Regions from separate parts of the Homo sapiens genome. Here regions 1 and 3 are each linked to region 2. The links are chromatin loops, found by intact Hi-C in ENCODE. Cell type or tissue: heart left ventricle. All regions are shown on one strand. Links, peaks and the distances in the headings refer to the core of each region. The heading gives the core; the rest is flanking DNA.

Region 1 (6,191 bases), core at 646-5,645, 790 kb before region 2:
GAAGAACTAACATGAGTGAAGTGCTTGACTATAAGAAACTGTATTTGCCAATTGATATGGTTTGGATCCGTGTCCCTACCCAAACCTCATGTTCAATTGTAATCCCCAGAGTTGGAGGTGGGGCCTGGTGGGAGGTGATTGGATTATAGGGGTGGATCCTTCACGAAGGGTTTAGTACCAACCCTTGGGTGCTGTTCTCGTGATAGAGTTCTCATGAGAATTGGTTATTCTCAACAGGTTATTTACTGGTTGTGTAACCAGTTACATGAGAACTGGCTAGCACTTACCCACCTCTCTCTCTTGCTCCTTCTCCCACCATGAGATGCCTCACTCCGCCCCCTTCATCTTCTGCCATGATTGTAAGTTCCCTGAGGCCTCCCAGGAGCTGATGCCGTCATGCTTCCTGTACAGCCTGCAGAACCATGATCCAGTTAAACCTCTTTTTAAAATAAAAATAAATTACCCAGTCTCAGGTATTTCTTTACAGCAGTGTGAGAATGGACTAATCTACCAATTAAACATAATCAGTATACACTATCACAAAAATGACATTCACTCCCTATCTCCCTGTCTGCTTTTAGTTTTGCCACATTTTATCAAGGATGAATACAAGGAAAATCCTCTCTTCCTGACCGTTCAGTGGGGAAAAGTGGCAGTGCTGGGGTGAGAGGCACCTGCTTTTATTTTTTGTGTTAAGGAACCTACAGGAGAGGTGCGAGCTGAGCTGGAAATTGCAGGCCCTGCCCTGTGCCAAGGGGCAGTTGCTACTTAGCTCTAGCCAACTGTTACCAGGGACAAGGACAGGCCAGACCAGCCAGAGTTTTCCAATTTTTCAAAAAAACTGAAAATATACATTTTTAAAGTGAAATTTGATTTTAAGACATTGATAACTAATTTTTTAAAAATTAACTGTGTTGGCCACCTCACATCCATTACAACGGCTACTAGTAAAAAACAAAACCAAACAAAAACAAAATAGAAAATAAGTGTTGGTGAGGATGTAGAGAAATTGGAGCGCTGTTGGTGGGAATGGAAAACGGTGCAGCTGCTGTAGAAAACAGTATGGCAGTTCCTCAAACATTTAAAAATAGAATTAGCATATGATCCAGCAATTCCACTTCTGGGTATATACTCAAAAGAACTGAAAGCAGAGTCTTGAAGATATATTTGTACACCCATATTCATAGCAGCATTATTCATGAGAGCTAAAATGCGGATGCAACCCAAGTGTCCATTGACAAATGAATAGATAAGCAAAATGTGACACACATATATATATATCACATGATGGAATATTATTTAGCCTTACGAGGAGGGAAATGCTGATATATGCAACACAGATGAATCCTCAGGACATTCTGCTAAATGAAATAAGTCAGTAATAGAAGGATAAATTACTGTTCGATTCCATTCGTATGAGCTGCAATACTTAGTCAAAACCACAGAGACAGTGAAATGGTGGTTGCCAGGAAGTGGGTGGGGGGCAAGAATGGGGAATTAGTGATTAATGGGTACAAAGTTTCAGATTCGCAAGATGAAAAAAGTTCTAGGCTGGGTGCAGTGGCTCACGCCTGTAATCCCAGCACTTTGGGAGGCCGAGGTGGGTAGATCACCTGAGGTCAGGAGTTTGAGACCAGCCTGGCCAACATGGTGAAACCTCATGTCCACTAAAAATACAAAAAATTATCTGGGCACAGTGGCAGGTGCCTGTAGTCCCAGCTACTTGGGAGGCTGAGACAGGAGAATCGCTTGAACCTGGGAGGCGGAGGTTGCAGTGAGCCGAGATCGCGCCACTGCACTCCAGCCTGGGTGACAGAGTGAGACTCCATCTTAAAAAAAAAAAAAAATTATGAAAAAAGTTCTGGAGGTAGACGGTGGGGATGGCTGCACACCAATATGAATGTACTTAGTGCCACTGAATTTCACACTTAAAAATGGTTGAAATAGTAAATTTAATGTTATATGTATTTTACCAGAATTTTAAAAATTGGAAAATGACAACTGAGCTGGCTAAGATTGTTATTTTGAAACAAGACACATTTTTTAAGGCCTAGCTTCAGCTCATAGTCCACCAGTTTGCAACCTCTGTTTTAACACTTCCTTGTTTTCTAGTCATTTCATGTGTTCATGTCTTACCCAACTAGAAGGTAAAATTCCCTGGAAGTAGGAACTGTGTCTTAACCTTCTTTGGTATCTTTCAAAGTGGGTACTTGGAGCTTTGCAGTGGGCAAATCACAGTTGCCCTGCTGAATACTGGATGATACCCACACACTCATAACTAATTATTAGACACTGCCATGCTGTACACAGAGCTGTGGCCACATGGGATTAATTGTAACATTTCAAGAATAAGAAGAGAGCTTTTGAAGTACAAAAAGAAATTCATTCTGACTAGCAGGTGGGGATGGTGTGTCAGGAGAGACGAGGGTGAAGAGGGCAGGGAGACGGGAAAGGGGCCTTATAGGCCACAAGAAGGGGAAATGGGAAATTGCCACAGGCTGTAAGCAGAGGGTGACGAGATTGGATTGGATTTTGAGATAAATCATAAAAACTAGAGCCTGGAACGCCCCTGCTAAGAGATTCAGGAAAATGGTAAATGCCGCTTGGCAACAGCTCTCCAGGGCCACATGTGAACACAAACACACTTGTTTGTGTTCAGCGAATGAGGAGGTTGGGGACATAGGGAAGAACTAGGGGAACTCGGGGGGCTTCAACAAGAGGAGTGAGGCAAATGCACACCCCCTTCAGAGCAGGGGCTGTGTGCGCACGTGTGTATGTTGCGTGTGTGCAGTTAGAGTGGGGGTGATTCTTAGGTGGGTCTAGGCAAGCTGACACCCTAAGTTGCAGACCATGGGCAGCAGATGGAGGCGACGCTAAAGTCCAGCCATCAGACCCTCCGTGCTCCCCTGGAACACCTGTAGGAAACCCTGAGAACTCCAACTTTAAAGGGATCCAAGACACTGTAGCCAGCACAGTAACCCGTGGCAACCCCTAGAGGTTGCTATAACCTCAGCAATGGGGAGCGTTATACCGAAGGAACCTGCCGGTTCCCCAGACACAAAAATGGCTGAACCTTGGTGATCACAGCACATGACCAGGAACCGCCAATACACTCATGGAACTGTCCCGCTGACAATGTCTAGAGGGAAAATGCCCTGTCCTCTAACACCCTTCTCTGAGGGGGAAAAAAGCCACATTAGAAGAAGTGATATGACCAAAAGACAAGCTTTCTCCAAAGGCCAATGGCCTTGGAATGTTTATTAAGTGTTTTGTCTGTTTGCTCAAGTGCTATCCTTCAACACCGGGACTAGAAACAATTTCTTCAGAAATAACTAACCAGCCACAATTAGTAAAACTTCATAAAGCCTGGAGAATACTGTCATCAGAAGAGCTACATTTGGGGCAGTCTGGGGAAGGGTGAAGTGTGAGGATGGGGACCATTATCTCCAGAGGTCTAGTGATTAAGAACTGGGTGACTCTGGACAGCTGGTCCCAGGGACTTTGCACTTGTGGTGGAGGCTGAATTCGTCATTCCCAATCCGGATGCTATGCAATCATCGTCAAGTACTCCAATCCATCTGCATGTCTGAATATGGATGGGGATGCTCTGCACTGTCCCCATCGGCCGCTGGGTCCTCCACTCTCTCTCTGCTCTGGATCTCTGGATCTCATCTTTCTACTTCCTCTGCAGGTGGCATCATGGGGACTGTCTGGTGACTCCCCTAAGCAACCAGCATCAGACACTAGAAACTTCCAGTCAAGTCTCCTGGTCCCTGATTCCAACCAGACGACCACATCTTCACCCCAGGATGGACTTTAGACCTCAGCAGCAGAGACAGCCATACTTCCTGTGTGACACTGGGGCAACCACGTTTCTCACAGGCCCCCAGGTGGGGCTGAGATGAGAGCAGGCCATCTGAAGGTGCACAAAATAGGCAGGATGGGATGGAGGCCAAGAACATCCCAGTGAAATGGGTGCTCCCAATTTGCATTTGGGAAAGAAGGGCTCCCACCTTTCCCAAGCCCTGCATTTCACATATTTTGCCCCTATTCTACTCTACACTCAACCCCCAACTCTCTGAGTTCCACTCCACATGACCCCGCCCCCATCTTAACTTGCTGTGTCCTCACCCTACTCCACAGATCCCTGCCTCCCGTGCCTTTGCTCCAGGTGAGGCCATACACTTGGCGGAGGCCTATTTGCTGTGGCCATTTTGACCCAGGGAATGTCTGATGTGACCATTTGAAAACACTCTCCACAAAATTGCTCGAAACACTGTTTTATATTAAAAATTCAAAGCAGGCCTAAGTGAAAAAGACAAACAAGGGACAAGGGATGTGGGCCTGATGACTACTGAATGTACTACTTAGTAACAATAATTAAAAACTAAATATTTAATAGTTTGGCTTTCCCCCCAGCTACCTAAAAAAAAGCAAACAAACAAAAAAACTGCCTCTCAGACTAAAATAGCTGCTTCAAGAGCGCCACATCAACATGTGATAAGTTTGCTCACATTGTTACCTTCATCTTCCTACTCCCTGTGTCAATTACAAATGGCTTATGATGCAACTAATGGCCATTATCAAAGGCATAAGGAAAGACATTTAAGACTTCACATCACAAGAAGTCTCCAGACAGATGATTCCCAGCATTGACTCAACTGCTCAACGGGGCTCACAGAGACCCAGCTCCTGTCCGGCTTTCTTCTGCCATCCTTAGCTGCTTGGCTTTTAGTTCTCATTCTCATCACTTCATGGTTGCAAGATGGCTGCCACGGTTCCACGCATCACATCTTCACACAAGGCAGGAAAAAAGGGAAAGGGGCAGTAGTTAAAAGGCTGTTAGAGTGCTAGGTTTCCTGTTTAAGATAGCGTCCCCCATGGCAGCGCAGGCCTGGAAGCTTCTGCAAGCCCTAGCGCTGCTGCCCCGCTTCCTGGTGGCCAGGTCCCGGGCAGTTCAATTAACCTCCAGAAGATGGCTGAGCCTGCAGGAATGCCAGAGCAAGAAACTGATGTCTGATAACAGAGTGACAGTTCAAAGATTCTTTGTAGCAGACACTGCGAATGAAGCTCTTGAGGCCGCTAAGAGACTAAATGCAAAAGAAATTGTTTTAAAAGCCCAGATCTTAGCTGGAGGAAGAGGAAAAGGTGTCTTCAATAGTGGTTTGAAAAGAGGTGTTCATTTAACAAAAGACCCTAATGTTGTGGGACAGCTGGCTAAACAGATGATTGGGTACAATCTAGCGACAAAACAAACTCCAAAAGAAGGTGTGAAAGTTAACAAGGTGATGGTTGCTGAAGCCTTGGACATTTCCAGAGAAACCTACCTGGCAATTCTGATGGACCAGTCCTGCAATGGCCCCATGCTGGTGGGCAGCCCCCAGGAGGGCATCGACATTGAAGAGGTGGCTGCTTCAAACCCAGAGCTCATTTTTAAGGAGCAAATTGACATTTTTGAAGGAATAAAGGACAGCCAAGCTCAGCGGATGGCAGAAAATCTAGGCTTCGTTGGGCCTTTGAAAAGCCAGGCTGCAGATCAAATTACGAAGCTGTATAATCTCTTCCTGAAAATTGATGCTACTCAGGTGGAAGTGAATCCCTTTGGTGAAACTCCAGAAGGACAAGTTGTCTGTTTTGATGCCAAGATAAACTTTGATGACAATGCAGAATTCCAACAAAAAGACATATTTGCTATGGACGACAAATCAGAGAATGAGCCCATTGAAAATGAAGCTGCCAAATATGATCTAAAATACATAGGACTAGATGGGAACATTGCCTGCTTTGTGAATGGTGCTGGGCTCGCCATGGCTACTTGTGATATCATTTTCCTTAATGGTAGGAAGCCAGCCAGCTTCTTGGATCTTGGAGGTGGTGTAAAGGAAGCTCAAGTATATCAAGCATTCACATTGCCCACAGCTGATCCTAAGGTTGAAGCCATCCTTGTCAATATTTTTGGTGGTATCGTCAACTGTGCCATCATTGCCAATGGGATCACCAAAGCCTGCCAGGAGCTAGAACTCAAGGTGCCCCTTGTGGTTTGGCTTGAAGGAACCAACGTCCAAGAGGCCCAGGAAATACTCAACAGCAGACTCCCCATTACTTCAGCCGTTGACCTGGAGGATGCAGCCAAGAAGGCTGTGGCCAGTGTGGCCAAGAAGTGATGTCTTTGTCCTGATCCGATGGAGAAA
Region 2 (6,466 bases), core at 687-5,686:
GATAGACTTGCAGGACACAGGGTTGTCAAAAATCTTCAGTTTGTAAAAATCACGATATTTGTGAAATGCAATAACTACAAAGCACAGTAGAATGAGGTGTGCTCATACACCTAACCATTAGCAGTGCTTAGTTCTGGGTAGCAGAAGTGTGAATGCTTTTAATTTCTTTCTTTATGCTTTTCTGCATTTTCAAAAATCAAAGTATACCAGAGGACCCTCCCTGCAAATAATCTGTGGTGCTGACTTCTCACAAAGCAGTCATATAAGCCTCCAAAGACCTTCAGGATCGGAATACTAAGAAGGTAAAATAAATTGGAAGATGTGGCCTGGGTGCAGTGGCTCACGCCTGTAATCCCACCACTCTGGGAGGCCTAGGCGGTGGATCACCTGAGGTCAGGAGTTTGAGACCAGCCTGGCCAACATAGCGAAACCCTGTCTCTACTAAAAATACAAAAATTAGCCCGGCCTGGTGGAAGGCACCTGTTAATTCCAGCTTCTCGGGAGGCCGAGGCAGGAGAATCGCTTGAACCCAGGAGGTGGAGGTTGCAGTGAGCCGAGATTGTGCCACTGGACTCCAGCCTGGGTGACAGAGCAAGACTGTCTCAAAGAAAAGAAAAGAAATAGGAAGATGAGTAGATGTGTGCACATCTCTGCAGGGACAGAAAGATATGGGTGTTCCTGGAGCTGCTTACTGCTCTGTTCTGGTAAGTCCCAGAAAGTTCTCAATCTCTGCTGCCCAAGGCCTCCTCTCATAAATCCTTTTACCCTCTCTGCTGATCATGTGGTTGGTCCCTGCAGGGTAGAGGCTACCAAAACTCTGATAAAATATCCTTAATATATACTGAATAGGATACAAAAATGCATGTGGAGTGGAGCACGGTGGCTCATGCCTGTAATCCCAGCACTTTGGGAGGCCGAGGCAGGTGGATCACCTGAGGTCAGGAATTTGAGATCAGCCTGGCCAACACGGTGAAACCTCATCTCTACTAAAAATACAAAAATTAGCCAGGCATGGTGGCACACACCTGTAATCCCAGCTACTCAGGAGGCTGAGGCAGGAGAATCGCTTGAATCCAGGAGGCGGAGGTTGCAGTGAGCCAAGATCATGCCACTGCACTCCAGCCTGGGCAACAAGAGTGAGACTCCCTTTCAAAAAAAAAAAAAAAATGCGTGTGGTTGCAGTTTGCCCTAAGAGGGCCCATGCTGTCTGGGTGTTCGGTAGCTAAAGTTAGAAAAGGCTTTGAAGTGTCTGAAGAGGAGAGACAGGGAAGTGACTCACAGCTCAACAGCTTCACCCTCTGGCTTTGATGGTCCTTGGCTCCGTGATGCTCAGTGTCTGTGTGAGTCTCAGAGAGCAAAAGCCCAATCCACAGCCCACCTGTTTGTATTCTTCACCCTCATTTGAGATTCTCAGAACTCAAGGAGAGCTCCTTTAGAAAATATGACTGCAGTTGTAGTGTAGTTGAAATATCAAAAACCTTTGTTATTAAAAAACCCAAACCTTTATTATGTCACTTGTAATAAAATATAAATGTGCTAAATTGGCTCAAATAAGTTGGATCAAATAATATTAAATAAAACAAAGGTGAAAAAAGAAACTTAAAAATAATTTTTTTTTGATGGGATCTCACTATGTTGCCCAGGCTGGTCTTGAATGCCTGGTCTCAAGCAATCTTCCTGTCTAGCTTCCAAAAGTGCTGAGATTACAGGCCTGAGCTACTATGCCCAGCCAAGAAACTATTTAAGTACTATAAGTTTTGTTGTGCTCGCTTCGGCAGCACATATACTAAGTACTAAAAGTTTTGTGATATAATTTCTTAAGTTGATAATTCTATTTTAGTCTTTCAACCTGATTATAAGAATTTGGGACAAAGGCTCACGTAAACATGACTTTGGCTCGGGGCAGTGGCTCATGCCTGTAATCCCCCCATTTTGGGAAGATGAGGCAGGAGGATCTATCACTTAAGGCCAGGAGTTTGATGCCAGTCTGGGCAACATAGTGAGACCTCAAATCTACAAAAAATAAAATTAGTCATGTGTGATGGTGTGTGCCTGCCGTCCTAGCTACTTAGGAAGCTGAGGCGGGAGGATCCCTTGAGCCCAGGAGTCAAGGCTGCAGTGAGCTATAATTGTGTCACTGCACTCCGGTCTAGGTGACAGACTCTGTCTCGCTTAAAAAAAAATTAACATGGCTTCATTCCTCATAAAACATTGTGATGAAGAGTCACAATGTTTTGAGTCACTATTCTCTTTACTCCATCTTTGGAGAGGTACGGTGGAGGAGAACAAAAAATGGCCCAAACCAAGCCTTTTAAAGCCTCCTGAAGCACTCAATTCATTTTCTGTCTTGTCCCTTTAAAGGAGAGACATGGCTGGTTCCATCATTCTCTCTCCTCTACTGCGGTGTCACTACACACTTCCACCATTTCCACTGGTCACCTGGAATTGTAACTACAGACTACAGTATTTGTTCCTGTTTTTGTTGTTTTTCGAAATGGAGTCTCACTCTGTCACCCAGGCTGGAGTGATTCTCCTGCCTCAGCCTCCCAAGTAGCTGGAATTATAGGCACACGCCACCATGCCTGGCTAATTTTTGTGTTTTTATTAGAGACGGGGTTTCACCACGTTGACCAGGCTGGTCCTGAACTCCTGGCCTCAGGTGATCCTCCCACCTCAGCCTCCCAGGGAAGTGCTAGGATTATAGGCATGAGCCACTGCAGCTGGCCTGTTCCTGTATTTGCATCTGAACAGTATTTGTATCTGGACAGGAACTCTCTTCCCTCTTGAAGTCAAGGATCACGTCAGAACAGATAGAATAATGTAAATATGTGAGCTGGCAATTTGGAAATAATATTCCACAGAGACAATCTTGTCCCACCCCAGAGCCCTGGATGCACATGTGTATAAAAAAGAACACCTCAGTTAAAGAATCCTTCCAGCCCCATGCATCCGAACAAACAGCTGAAATGAATTTTCAGCTGAGTTTTCACAACGCTCATTGCAAGCTCTTTGCCCTCATTAAATTATCAGGAAAATGCAAGTAATTTATTATGTGTAATCACATCATTCGCGGTAGCACTTCGCCCAGAGAAACCTAGCCCAATATGGTAACATCAGAACAATGCTTCACCTCACATCTTCCTTTGAAAGATAAAGAAAACACAGAATCATTCTGCTTCTCTCCGGGAAGGAAGGCAAAGCGTTTCCCCAGGCCCTCAGAACACCATCTGGCTGCAGTCTTTCCTTTTAGGGACCTGGTATTTTCTGGCCCAGGGACAAAGCGCATTTATTTCAGATGGATCAACACTGTCACCCAGCGGGCAGACAGCTGGGCAGGCTGAGGCCTTAGCCTTGCTCTTGGCTTGACAGCCAGATACTGACAGCCAGTATTTGAATAGGAACCTGTTTGTTTCGGGTGATCAGGATTAATTGTTAATATTCTCTTGGAGGGAACTGGGACAACCTCAGCTGACAAGCCTTTGATTTGGATGTCATGGGTGAGTGCAACTTAAGAAAGACATATATTTTCATCGTGCTGATGCTTTTTTTTTTTTTTAAGCCACTAGTGAATTTATAAGAAGCACAGGCTGTAAACCAACCAAGCATGTCTACCAAGACTCCCAGAATCAAATAGGTTTGCAGGAGCAGGGTGATATTTGGTCACCTGTCAGGTACTCTGGGAAGACTCCTCTACCACAAAATAAGACTAGTTGTTCATTGTTCGTAGTGACAGTGATGAATATTTTGAAAACTGAAAATAGATGTGTGTGTGTGTGTGTGTGTGGTGTGTGTGTGTGTGTATCTGTGTATTGAAATGTCAGGAAATAATCTGCATTACTACGGTGAAATCAGTGGATGAGTTAGTCTTTGTTTCTCTATTTTGTATATATCTCAGAAGACATGCACGGGATGCAACCTCTGTCCCATCTCATTTGTACTGAGTCCTTTTCTCTTGTCTAAACTGTCACTTGACACTTGAAACAAGCTGGATTCCTTTGCATATTGAGGTAGGCTCTGTGCCTTCTTGCTAAATGTACGGTTGAATTATTTCTTCTCCCCAGCTGGAACTCATCAACAAGCTGAAAGCATTCATCTGGGAACACTTTACACTTCTTACGAGCATGTCCGAGGAAGTGGGGGCTGAGACTTCACCTTGTAGAAACTCTTGCAGAATTTTGATTAAAAGCAGTCTCTGTTCATAGTGAGAAAATCTGGATTTGAATTCTGATCCCACCACATGCGAGCTCCTTGACCTTAGATAAGTTAACCTGTGTCTCAGTTTCCACCTCTGTTATCAGGGATAAAATTAGTACCTACCCCCTGGATTGCTGTGAGGATTTAGATAAGAAAATACACATGAATAACTTAGCACAGTGCCTGGGCACATAGTTAAAGATCAATAAACATTAGTATTACCATTGTCATAATTATTATAATGATATCTATCATATATATTATTCCCAAAATGCAACTTTCATAAAGTGCCTCTAGGCTAGCAGATGAAATCATGGCATCTTTTTAGCTGGAAGGGTCCTGAAAGATCATCCAGTCATTGCTTCTCATTAAAATCACCCAGAGAAACTTTTAAAACAAACGCTAATACCTCATTGTAGCCAGACAAAATAATACTTACTGTATGAATCCTTTTTTTTTTTTTTTGAGATGGAGTCTTGGACTGTCACCCAGGCTGGAGTGCAGTGCCATGATCTCCGCTCACCGCAACCTCTGCCTCCTGGGTTCAAGTGATTCTCCTGCCTCAGCCTCCCAAGTAGCTGGGATTACAGGCACCTGCTACCACGCCCGGCTAATTTTCTGTATTTTTAGTAGAGATGGGGTTTCACTATGTTGGCCAGGCTGGTCTTGAACTCCCTACCTCGTGATCCACCTGCCTCAGCCTCTGAAAGTGCTGGGATTACAGGCATATGAATCCTTTTAGATGAAATTCTAGAAGGGACAAACCTAATCTATAGTGACAGAACACTGATCAGTGGTGATCTGGGGATGATGTTGGAAGGACTGGCAGCTAATGGGCCAAAGGAAACTTTTAGGGTGATGGCAGTGTTTTCTATCTTGACTGTGGAAGTGATTACATGGGTACATACGTTTGTCAAACTCATTGGCGCTTAAAATATTCACTTGAACGCATTACGTTGTATGTAAACTATATTGTAATAAAGAGAATACTGATGCTGGGTCTCATCCACAGACATTCTGATTTAATTGTTCGAGGGTGAAGCCCAGAAGTCATTTTTTTTTCATGTATCCAAAGCATCAGCTGTGATTGAGAGCCACTGATCTAACTCAGTCTTCTTTTTTTCCAGATGACATGAACCCAAACAAATACAGCTGGTTAAAGGGGAAGGTCTTAGACTAAAATTCAGGTCACCTGGTTTCTTGTGCGCCAAACCTTATCTTTACTTACAACATGTCCTCTGCCTGGAACCTCTTTCTCTTCCTTCTTCTCATCTCTCTGACAAAATCCTACCTACCCTTAGGGGCTAGTATACAGTTGGCTTTAACCAATAGTATGAGCAATAGCATACCGCATAACTTTTGAGGCTGGAGTGCAGTGGTGTAATCACAGCTCCTTGCAGCCTTGACTTCCAGGCTCAAGTGATCCTCTTGCCTCAGCCTCCTGAGTAGCTAGGGCTACAGGCATACACTACCAAGCCCAGCTAATTTTTTTAATTTTGTAGAGACAGGGTCTCACTATGTTGCCCAGGCTGGTTTTGAACTCCTGGGCTCAAACAATCCTCCCACCTCGGCCTCCCAAAGTGCTGGGATTACTGGCATGAGCCACTATGCTCGGCCAGGAACATTCCTTCTTCAAACCAGCACCATGTTGTGAGGAAACCCAACTGGCTATGAGGAAACCCAAGTGGCTATGCACATATGACACTTCTCAGGAAGCCTCAGGCTGTGGCTCACCCCACTGGACTAGGAGCTCCTTGGCAGAAGGAACTGTGGCTCATTTTATTGACTGAGTGAGTGGGTGAGTGTATCTTCAGTATTCAGTACTTGTGTTTGGCACAGAGCAGACAGTCAATAAACATTTGTTGAACTGAAAAACCAGTGGAAGGGAATTAGCATTCATTGCCTATGATGTGCCAGGAATTGAAACAAGCACTTTGTGCACATTATCTCACTGAATTTTTACAATAATTTTATGAGTTGGTTATTATTTCTCCCTTTTGAAAGGGAGGATACAAGCTCAGAGAAGCTTAGTAATTTACCAAAGGTCACACAGCAAGCAAATAGTAGAATCAAGGTTTGAACTCAAGTGTGTTTGTTTTCAAAGTTCATGCTTTTTCTCTACCACACCAGGCTGTCTTGCTTATGGTAGTTATTCTACTAGGTCTTACACTATGGATTTTTATGTAGCCATATCTCCTCAACTAGGTTATAAGCTTCATAAAGGTGGGAATTAAATTTTAGCACTTAATTTTTATATGAACTCATGAGGCGA
Region 3 (6,191 bases), core at 646-5,645, 780 kb before region 2:
TTACTAAAAAGGCACAAGATTACACTGAACATTAGCTACTAAAAAGGCACTGCCAAGACATTCAAACAAATAGCTATTACACACTGCAGCAGATTTTACAGGTTTCTAATTCCAACATATGTTTGAAAAATCCATGAGTGTTCCAAAATATACTTAATAATGGAAGGTCTGCATTAATATACCATCCATGTGTTTTTACCATTTGGTTTAATATTGAATATACTGTTTACCTCACACTAAAAATAAAACCAGAAACCTTATTTGTGACTTTGGAGTGGAAGCTTCCATTTTTGGGTCAAAAATGAATCCTGATTCTTATGGAAATCTCTGTTATTAAGTCATTTCAAGATGAGACAACACTGAAGATCAAATTGTGTTGGGTATCAGTATCTTCTCTCCTCGTTTATCTCTTACACCTCATCCTCCCAGGATCTACCAGTTGATGGTAGAAAGATGGGAACCTTATCTGAATGTTTTTTTTTTCCATGATGTCCAATTTTGTTGTGGGAAAGGATTTGGATAAAGTTTTTGTTTAAATTTTGGTAGATTTTTATCTATACAAGTTTAAATAAAATTATGTTTTGTAAGTTGTAAAAGAAAAAAAAAAGGCTGTTAGAACTGTCCTGGGAAGAACTGGACCAGAACTAGTGCAGCTGCGGTTGAGATGGAGAGATGATGATTTTGAGATGTATTTAGAAGGTAGAATTGACATGGGTTGATGGTGGTAATGACAAGGAAGATGGTTCTGAGGTTTCTAGCTTGGGTGGTGGTGGTGCCTTTTAATGGAAATAAAGAGTACAGAAAGAGCAGACTTGGTGTAAGGGAAAAAACAATGACCTTGGTGTTTTCGTTTGAGGTTCTCTAGGAACATCCTGAACCAATATTATATAAGAAATTTAAAATATAGATCCACTGCTTATAAAAGAGGTAGATGCTACTAGCTATGTAACTGTAGTAGTATTTGCCACACAGGCGGCAGCTGGGTCCACAGAGGGTGTGTAGGAAGGACGGGGAGCCACAGAACCCTGAAGAGTGGTGGAGAGGTACACGGAGACCTGGAGAGAAAACACCCTAAGGGATTAAGCTTCAAAGAACAGGAAGAGGTCTCCAGTGTTGACCAATCTAGAAACCAAGTAAGGCCAGGCTGTGAAATGCATGCACTGGTTTTGGCAATTAGGTGGTCGATGACCTCATTGGATGCAATTCTTGGGAGGGAGGTACTGATTCTAGTTTACAGTGGTTTGAGGAAACTTAGGCAGTAAGGAAGTGGAGACGTTCAGGAAATGTGCTGGAGGGATGGACATGTGACCAAGTTCTGGCTCAAGAGTCATAAAGTTGGTCTTTCGGGGGCACTTCTAGAAGAGATTTTCCTCTCTGTAAAAGGGAAGGAGAGCCTGTCTAGCATGTTTTTCTGTGTGAGGATGTGATGCCTGGATCCAGGGCAGCCATCTTGTGGCCAGGAGGGGAGACATTACTGATAGACGGAGGCCAGTAGAGCAAGAGCAAGAGGACGGCTGAGCATGGTCCTTGGCCTTCACTGAGCTAATAAATCAACCCTGCAGCCACCTGCCTCCCAACTTCTTTTTAGGTGAGAAAAATAAACCCTCGGCCGGGTGCGGTGGCTCATGCCTATAATCCCAGCACTGTGGGAGGCCGAGGTGGGTGGATTACCTGAGGTCAGGAGTTCGAGACCAGCCTGGCCAACATGGTGAAACCCCGTCTCTACTGAAAATACAAAAATTAGCCGGGTGTGGTGGTGGGCACCTGTAATCCCAGCTACTCGGGAGCCTGAGGCAGGAGAATTGCTTGAACCCGGGAGGTGGAGGTTGCAGTGATCTGAGATCGTGCCACTGCACTCCAGCCTGGGCGACAAGAGTGAAACTCCGTCTCAAAAAATAAAAATAAAAATAAACCTCTGTTGCTTCAGCCACTTTAGCTCTGCTTGTAACTGGAATGTCAAGGACACAGCTCATTAGGTGTGATGAAAATGAACTCTACTGTTGCTCCCATTGGCCCTGGAAACTCTTCAGTGGGGTGATATTCCCCTACTGGATGAAAACTCTGGCAGGTCCATGACTTTTGTCCTCACCCTCAGGTAACAGATAACCCAAAGTCACTTTCCCTAGCCAACAGATTTGCAGTTGTGGAATCAGAATAGTACAAGATGAATAAAAGCCTGAATCTGATTTTGCATCGTGTCTCCGTTCCATCACCAGGCCTGTCTCAGGCCCACAGCCTGAAGTGTAAAGAGGCCATGGCTGGTGTTTCTTTCTTTTTCTGCCTCATGCTTCTTCTCCTTCCACCCAACGCTCACCCCTACGAGGCTGCTAGGGTGTGCTTGATCCCTTAGGGCCAGGGCGTGGGAAAGACAACCGGTAGAGTCTTTCCTAAGTGGGTACTGCTAAAAGCCAGCTGGGGTCTCTGTTGTGACCCAACTGATTTTTTTCTCACGGATACTTCTGCAGGCTCTTAGGAGATTGCTACTCCGGGATTCCCTGCAGGTCTCTTGAGGGGATGCATCTGTCCTGGGGTCTCCTCCCTCAGCCTCACAGGGGTGCTGTGCCCACTTCCCACTTTCTTCTGAGGGGATCCCCTGCCCTCATTGGACTAGCAGCATTTCTCTCCTGAGTGCTGCATGCCAGAGCCGGAGAAGCACTCAGCATCACAGTGGCTGCCTCCAGCATAGGCCTCCTGTCTGGCAGCCACAGGTCTCGATAGCTCTCTCACTTGTCAGTCAAGAAGTAGGTCTCAATGCTCTGTCTGAGACCTGCCTTAAGTTGAGGGCAGTAAAACCTCCATCCTGGGCACCTCAGAAGAAATCTGAAGAAAAAAAACAGTTGAAGAATCTTCTCTTTCCCCTCTCTCAATCCTGAAAAGGGTGAGGAGTTCAGGAACACAGGGAGAGGCCCTCAAACCTGCGCTTTGGAAATTCTACCTATAGTGACTTGGCTTTGAAATGTTATCTTCTGTGTTTTAGCATCTTGGGCAAAACTGGTTTAATCACCCACCTCTGGAATGCTTTTTTTTTTTTTTTTTTTTTTTTTTTTTTTTGAGACAGAGTCTCATTCTGTCCCCCAGGTTGGAGCACAGTGGCACGATCTCAACACATTGCAACCTCTGCCTCCCGGGTTCTAGCAATTTTTGTGCCTCAACCTCCCAAGTATCTGGAATTATAGGCATGAGCCACCATGCCTGGCTAATTTTTTTTTTTTTTTTTTTTTTTGGTAGAGACGGTGTTTCAACATGTTGGCCAGCCCGGTCTTGAACTCCTGACCTCAGATGATTCACCAGCCTCAGCCTCCGAAAGTGCTGGGATTACAGGCGTGAGCCAGCGCACCCGGCCTTGGAATGCTTATTATTGAGAAAAATAAACCTCTATTGTTTTAGCCAGTTTTGGCTCAACATTCTATTACTAGCCACCAAAAGCAGCTGAACTGCTTCACTGTGCTGGGTTGGCTTCATGACTCCCCTGGCACAATAAAGACAAAGCCCATCATTTATGATAGTAAAAAACTGCAGATACCCAACAACAGGAGATGAAACCAATGAAACACATACATGATGGAAAATTGTGCAGGCACTTCAAGTGACAACTTATAGGAAAAAGTTCATATTTTGCTAGATTATATACATGCAGAGCAAAAAGACTAAGAGGAAATATGTAAGAAAGGTAAAATTCAATTTGGTTGAGAAATGGAGTAAACATATATTATATATGCATAGAAAATAGCTGGAAGAATACACAATACACAGATATCAACAGTTGCATCTGGGGAGGGGTCTTGGGGATCTGGGTGGGAAGGAAGGTTACTTCTGAATTTTTCAACCATGTGCACATATTCTTTTTTTTTTTTTTTTTTTTTTTTTTTTTTTTTTGAGATGGAGTCTCACTCTGTCGCCCAGGCTGGAGTGCAATGGTGCAATCTCAGCTCACTGCAAACTCCGCCTCCTGGGTTAAAGCAATTCTCAAGCCTCAGCCTCCCCGAGCAGCTGGGATTACAGGTGCGGGCCACCATGCCTGGCCAATTTTTATATTTTTAGCAGAGACAAGGTTTCGCCACGTTGGCCAGGCTGTTCTCAAACTCCTGACCTCGTGATTCGCCTGCCTCGGCCTCACAAAGTGCCGGGATTCCAGGCGTGAGCCACCGTGCCCGGCATGTGCATATATTCTTTTCTCAACTGAGGAAAGTAGTAGTTTCGTGGGTAGGGTTGGGTGGTGAAGGTTGTTTTTGTTTAAGTTCAACGTTTTTGGAGGGAAAGGGATAATAATGGTTTTCTCTAGGTGGAAGAATTAATGCGGATTTTTATCTTTCTCTGTCTCTTCTATATTTCCCCAAATGTCTCCAAGTCATTTTGTATTACTAAAATAATCAGGAAAAAACCCACAATAAAATGCTCTTCCTTTCCTTGTTCCCTTTCCTTCCAGAATAATTCAGTTTTAAAGCCATTAGCAGTTAGTTGAACAGAGTAAGGCAGGGACCCATGGTGGGAGGGGCTGGTAGCCTAGAGCAGGGTGGCCGAGCTCAGGCATGGGGAGGAGGACACAGGGGAGGGGGTACCCGGCAGAGTCATCAATCCAGAAGGGTGGAAGAGGGCTTCCTTGAATGGGCAGCCTGGAGCATGTGTCAAAGCCAGAGAGGGTGGCAGGGAGGTACATGCACTGGGGCCACCAGCAAGGTTGTCTTAGATCCAAGTAGGGCGAGGCAGTCAGCACTGTTAGTACCCAACCATCACCCACATGGTGGAGATGTGGGCAGCAGAGATGGGAAATTTGTTATACAGAGGGAGTGGAGAAAATGAGTAAATATGTTAGAGACAATGGAAGTCCGTGCTTTCACTGTAGGAGAAAGAAGTTACAAATATGGAAAGGAGAGCTTGAATAAACCCAGAGGTGTTGATTGGTATTGGAGGTATTAGTGCGCACTCATGATTTTCAATATAGACATAGATGCAGAAATCAGCAGAGATTTAAATTTTTATATAAATGCATATAAGTATATAAATAAATACAGACATTGTCTTAGTCAGCTCAGGTTACTATCACAAAATACACTAGATTGGGTGGCTTACACAACAGACATGTATTGCCCATAGTTCTGGAGACTGGGAAGTCCGAGATCAAGATGCTGGCTAGGGCCCTCTTCCTGGCTTGCTCCCTACCTTCACACTGTGTCCTTACATCATGGGACAGAAAGAGAGAATGAGAAAGAGAGACTGCTGCTCTTTTTTTTTTTTTTTTTTTGAGACGAAGTCTTGCTCTGTTGCCCAGGCTGGAGTGCAGTGGTGCAATCTTGGCTCACAGCAATTTCTGCCTCCCAGGTTCAAGCGATTCTCCTGTCTCAGCCTCCCGAGTAGCTGGGATTATAGGCATGTGCCATCATGCCCAGCTAATTTTTTGTATTTTTAGTAGAGACGCGGTTTCACCATTTGGCCAGGCTGGTCTTGAACTCCTGACCTCAAGTGATCCACTTGCCTTGGTCTCCCAGAGTGTTGGGATTACAGGTGTGAGCCACCTCGCCCAGCCATGCCCTCTCTTCTTATAAGGCCACTAATGCCATCATGAAGACCCCACCCTAATAACCTAATTTAACCTTGATTACCTTCCACAAGCCCCATTTCTAAATACTATCACAATTGGGACTAGGGCTTCAACATATGAATTTTGGGGGACTCAAAGATTCAGTCCATAACAGATGTCTATGTATGTACCTGTATCATTACATACTATACACACATACATATATCCATATACAAAATGTATTCCCTACCCTGTCTACTATGACGACCTGGGAGTGGTGATGCCCTAATAGCAGAGCAAACCTAGAATCCAGATCTTGGCTTTAAAATGCAGTTTTCCACCAAATGCAACCCAGGCTCCTTACAAGAACGGTCAGTTCTAGGTCTAGGGCAAGGAAAGTACAACATGAGCCTGGAGCACGTGCTTGCTCAAAGAATAATGAGGACATGGCAAAAGGACACAAAACATTGCTTAAATGAGTTCCCACAGCTGTACAGGGTTCAACTTGTTATTAAAATGAATAATAATCATGGATTACAACCCTTTGAATAAAATAGGAAACAGTGATTCCATACTAATATTAGCAAATAGATGAATAAATTGAAAGTTTGGTGAGAAATGGGAGGTACAACATACTTCTCCACTAAATCCTCATTAATTACTCATGGGGACA

What was found. Peaks named below come from ENCODE experiments on the same cell type or tissue, not always from the same donor. Only the 100,000 strongest peaks of a DNase experiment are listed, where the experiment ranks them.
Region 1: a loop joins it to region 2, with 9 times the contacts of the local background. A loop is called at or near these places in 30 of 110 quality-filtered maps.
Region 3: a loop joins it to region 2, with 8 times the contacts of the local background. A loop is called at or near these places in 29 of 110 quality-filtered maps.

What each region holds. Positions count from the first base shown.
Region 1 is chr12:94,543,373-94,549,563 of GRCh38, forward strand. It overlaps the pseudogene SUCLG2P2. Among named protein-coding and RNA genes, the nearest start is that of MIR5700, 15 kb to the right of the region's middle. In heart left ventricle, for the core only: a CTCF peak has its summit at 2,995; no DNase peak of the experiment used is centred there.
Region 2 is chr12:95,333,331-95,339,796 of GRCh38, forward strand. It overlaps LOC105369917 (a long non-coding RNA gene), which reads right to left. Exons shown (of 11, transcript XR_001749265.1): 11 at 4,240-4,328. Among named protein-coding and RNA genes, the nearest start is that of MIR3685, 27 kb to the left of the region's middle. RefSeq lists an enhancer at 1,591-2,507. In heart left ventricle, for the core only: CTCF peaks have their summits at 1,309 and 3,322; a DNase peak (open chromatin) is centred at 3,311; H3K27ac peaks cover 699 bases.
Region 3 is chr12:94,549,962-94,556,152 of GRCh38, forward strand. It overlaps the pseudogene SUCLG2P2. Among named protein-coding and RNA genes, the nearest start is that of MIR5700, 8.7 kb to the right of the region's middle. In heart left ventricle, for the core only: no CTCF peak of the experiment used is centred there; no DNase peak of the experiment used is centred there.